Regions from separate parts of the Mus musculus genome. Here region 2 is linked to region 1. A link is a loop called in an ENCODE intact Hi-C map of the cell type or tissue named here. Cell type or tissue: heart. All regions are shown on one strand.

Region 1 (2,500 bases):
TTATCTGGTTCCTTTGATGGTTGTGTTTTGTATGCTTGTTGGCCTGTTAGATATTGTCTTTTAAGAAAAGATTGTTCAGATCATTTGTGGGAATCTCTTTCTGGTTTTTTTTTTTTTTTTAAGAATGTATTTGGATGCATGAAACCCATATGGAACTACGACTATCAGCTAAAATATTCTAAAATAAATTGTGTGCTCAACTCATGAACATCCTTCTTTCTCAACATGTTAACTAGCAAGATCCGATGATGAAGACTATAACTGGCATGAATAATATATTCAAATATCTGCAGCATTGTAAAGTGTCACAAAAAAATATAAACATTTATACTGGTGACAAATTGAGCATGTTGCTGATGATACTCCTGTAGTTTGTAATTAACTAATAATCTACGCAGATAGGGTCCAGGGATTCGCTCCCAGTTTGCATGAGGTCTTGAGGTCAAGATACAATACAACACCACAAAATAATAAATTAAATAATTGATGCATATAAAACTGAAGATGAAGACATAATTTATGGATTCCTAGTTAAGCCTGTTAGCTATGCTTTCAAAGTGTGGTCAGTGTGTTCTAGCCATTTACTGATGGAGGCTGGGGAGTACCAATCTCACAGAATTCTTTGTATCTCCCTTAGATAGGAGTTCTCTTTCTTCAATTATTATATTAAGAACATGTGTAGCTAAATGCTGCAATAACTATAAAGGTACTTTAGAAATATTTTATATTATAAATGTCTCATCACTTATTTGGCCTAAAACAGTGTCCATATACATATGTGTAAGATCTTTTTTTTTTTTCTACCCACAGACAACCTACCAAGCATAAAGGAATTTGGAAAGCTCTTTTACTTTTTAAGTAATTGAACTCTCTCTTGAAAGGGGACATATAGTGTAGAGCTTAAGGGCAAACTATAATTCCTCTGTGTGACCCTGAATAAACTCAATTTCCTCATTTGCAAAATGAATATTAAAGTAATATTACTACATTAGAATACTGTGAGATCTGAAATAAGCCAAACAAGAGGTTTGGTTATTTTTTCCCCCAGAGCGAATCCCTGGACCCTATCTGCGTAGATTATTAGTTAATTACAACAGATCACAACTACTTAGCAGAGTTTAAAATCGCCCTAGCATCTCATGAGCAGCATTTTAAAAACTGAAAGAGGACAAAGTAGAAATTGCATACATGGTACAAGGAAACATCACTTAGTGAAGCTTTTATTTCAAATACGTATGTGTAACTTAGTTCTCTTTTACACGATAATCCTTTACTGTGAGTCACTGAGGGATTGTTTAAATTCAGAGGCAAAATTGTTTAACAGAGGATCCAGTGCACTGGGAGTTGAGGCTGGTATTGGCTTCAGGCCTGACCACAGGCCAGAGTAGGCAGAGAATGGATGACTGGGTCACGTGAGCATCAGAGGTCTATCTAACACGCTGGCTCTCTGCAGTGTTTGGAGCTCAGTCATGGCTCTTAATAAATATCCGGTACTTGGATGGAGCCAGACACAGGTTTTGTAACTGAAATTGTAACAGTGAACAAGTCACACAAATGCCCTGCCTTTGGAGTACGTAACTCCTAGGGGATGAGACAAGTAATCAGCCAAAGAAGAGGACTGTGAAGGAAGGCAGGGCTTAAGGGCTACAGGAATGACTCAGTGGTTTAAGAAGGCTTGGTGCTCTTGCAGAGGACATGAGTTCAGTCCTCAGTACTTACAGTGTGGCACATAACTGCCTGTAACTGGTGTTCCCAGAGATTCAATGACCTGTTCTGGTCTTTGGAGGCTCCTACATACACGCTGTACCCATGAACTCATGCAAGTGTACACAAATATACATACATATACATAAATGCGTAAATAAATAAATCTTTAGAAAAAGAAAGAAGTTGGGATGAAATGCACACTAGAGGGTGGTGTGCAACTGACTCCAAACAGGGTGTGCAAGGAAAGATAGGTGTCATAGAGAACTGCCTGCTGGAAGGGAGGGACCAGCTGTCCTAGACAGAAAGAGGGGCAGAGGCACAGGCTGGGCATGTGCTCAGAATTTGCAAAGGCGCAAGTACATTGGTATGGTTGTAAGGACATTCCTAGGGACCGAGAGGGAGCCAGAGGCATGATCCTCTATTCTGAATGAGATGCTGACATTTCTTCTCTCTGGTACACAGTGGTATGCACCACCCTCCTTCCAGACACTGCTCATTGAAGGTCACTAAGGGGCAGTCTATAAGACAGCTGGCATGGGGGAGTGCAGAAGGCAGTGCCATTGAAAGTGAAGACTAATCTTTCCTAAAAGGCATGAAACTGATGGCAATCAAACATGTTACCCAACGTCTAAGGATGTGCAGAGGGATTCGAGCATAGGTTAATGAGAGTGTGTAATTGTTCTAAATTTGCTTGGGAATGGTAACAGTGTTGGAGCTATGTGGGAGTGTTCTTAGTTTGTGAAGACAGGTGCTGAAACAGTTTTGTTGTGAGGTTGTACACACACTCAAATGG
Region 2 (2,500 bases), 420 kb before region 1:
CAGAGGTGGAGGATGAATAGCTTGTCTTCCTTGGCTTGTGGTATGAGTCCAGTCCGCATGACTGGCTTGCCTGCAGAGGATGGGATGTGAATTGTGTTTTCTGACGTCAATGAACCGCTCCCATGCTCTAGTGGAGAAGCATCTGGAAAGTTTCGTGCTTTCCTGTGCAATGTTGCTCAGGACTTGGTCCTTTCCCTCCACACAGTGAGAAAGAACTGTCTGCTACCTAGGCTTTGTGGGAGAGCTGACTTTTCTAGGTGGACCATGTTCTCATTAGTGTAGAGCTAGGAACTGTTTCATTTTAATTAAAGGTAATCCAGAACTGATGCACTTTCTAAGGAAGCAATGTGTCAATAAAACAACTTAGAAGGAGTAGAATGAGTGTCTCCCCTTGGCAATTGGAGAGCAGAGGCAGCAAACTGTGTGACCAGTGCAGCAGGTAGGACACTCCCACTAAGTTCTTCTTGCTGGTGTTTGGGTTTTGCTTTTTCCTTCTCACCAAAAACAAAGGAGGAATCTTTTGGGTAATATTTCCATGAGAGGCTCCAAAACCGTGAAATCCCAGATTCTAAAGAAAGAGCTGCCTACCTCCTACAGTTATGGTGACCCCCTAAAGTTTTTATCAGCCCCTTCTGGAAAGGCATCAAGTCCACCCACCTTGTTAAATAACTATTTATCTCCCTACTTGCGGTCTGTAATTATCATTCCATTTCTGGGGAACCAGGACTACATCCAGCTACAGACCCAGTTCAAAGTGAGGAGGAGGAGGAGGAGGAGGAGGAGGAGGAGGAGGAGGAGGAGGAGGAGGAACATAAAACTGCCCTATCTGGTTTGTCTTCCTTCCTTCCTTCCTTCCTTCCTTCCTTCCTTCCTTCCTTCCTTCCTTCCTTCCTTTCTTTCTTTCTTTCTTTCTTTTTTCTTTCTTTCCTTCTCTCTCTCTCTCTCTCTCTCTCTCTCTCTCTCTCTCTCTCTCTCTTTTTCTTTTCTTTCTTTTTTTTCCAGTAAGCAATGAAGGAACTAAGAGCGTACACACATTCTTCTTGTCTTGGATCAACAAAGGAGTCATGCCAAATGTCAGATTAAATATTCCGCAGCTGAAGTGTTTGCACAACTTTTTGGTGGCTACCATTTAAAGAAACAAAACCAGCGATGGGCCTTTAAAAAAAAAATCACCCTTCCTTTGACATGCTCACAGTGTTCTGCCAGCAGTTGCTCCAAGCTGGAAGGCCAGGCCCTGCATATCTTGTCAATGGACCATGTGTGCCAGCTGGCAAGCATAGACTTGGGTATCCGTTCCTACAGGGGCATGAAGCCCCACTGTGTGCCTCACAGGCCACAACTGTATTGCTGTCTTCTTTCACCCATGACTGTGTTGGCTGAGGAGCTGGCCATTTAAATACAGAAGGAATTTCCTGATTCTTCAAGTATCTGTCATGTTTCAACAATGAGGTTGCACTCTCTGAGCTGCGTGTCTTTTCAGTTTGGGTTGGCTCTGTGGGACTGCTGGGGAAACCAGAGACAGATCTTTTATTGAAACAAAATAATAAGTCTGAACAAATCAGCCTTGTTATCTTTGGCTCTGGTGAGAGGTATATTCTTTTCAGCTTTATATTTCTACAGGATTGCTCAAGAGGCAATGTTTCCCCTTGCCAGGTTATGTGAGGGACAGAAGAGAACAGAAGGAGCCGGAATGCTTGGAGAAATGAGCGTTTTCCTGCATTTTCCAAATTACCTTTCCTTCTAGTCTGAGGCAGTCAGTGTTCCTCCCTCATTTCTCTTATAAGAAAAGAGAAGGGCAGGGCATCTCTCACCTGGCCAACATTGCGTGGTGGCAGTGTAGCTGTGAAGAATGACATTGGCCACTCACTCTCTATGATTTCAGGCAAGTTACTTCACCCCTCCACTCTAATTTAACTCCTTTACAAGAATGGAAATGGCAACAGGAATTGTTTGCTGATATTGACATAGAATCTGGAGTGTGTGAAGTGAGCTTAGGAGTAAAAGACAAGCCAGGTCAACTTCCAGCGACCGTGTAGACTGAAACCAAATGCCAGTCTTCTCTCAGCAGATACTGAGGGCTCTTCACTCTTCCGGAAGTCACTATCTTTCCCTGCATCCTCCATGGCAAGGTTGGAGGCAAGCAGAGACTCCAAAGAGATGTAGTTGTGTGTTCTTTTATTTCAATGTGCTTTTCCGGACTAGAGAGATGGCTCAGTTGTTAAGGATGCTTAGTCCATCACAGAGTACAGAGTTCAGTTCTCCGTACCTACCTAGGATGGCTTACACTACCAGAAAATTTAAATATATGCGATGCGATGTTCTCTTTAGCCTCCCTGGGTACCTGGAGACATGTGGTGCATATAACTTCACACCTACACACAGATAAATACATAAATAAATAAAATTACTTTTCCATGGAGATGAACTAGACCTGAAGCTCTAGCTCAGATCATAACAACTGCAAAAGCAACTGCCTCTGTGTACCAAGTAGAGGGAGTCT

What was found. Peaks named below come from ENCODE experiments on the same cell type or tissue, not always from the same donor. Only the 100,000 strongest peaks of a DNase experiment are listed, where the experiment ranks them.
Region 2: a loop joins it to region 1, with 4 times the contacts of the local background. A loop is called at or near these places in 4 of 42 quality-filtered maps.

What each region holds. Positions count from the first base shown.
Region 1 is chr13:102,651,044-102,653,543 of GRCm38, forward strand. No RefSeq gene overlaps it. Among named protein-coding and RNA genes, the nearest start is that of Gm41046, 14 kb to the right of the region's middle. In heart, no CTCF peak of the experiment used is centred here; no DNase peak of the experiment used is centred here.
Region 2 is chr13:102,231,265-102,233,764 of GRCm38, forward strand. No RefSeq gene overlaps it. Among named protein-coding and RNA genes, the nearest start is that of Gm36703, 120 kb to the right of the region's middle. In heart, no CTCF peak of the experiment used is centred here; a DNase peak (open chromatin) is centred at 1,267.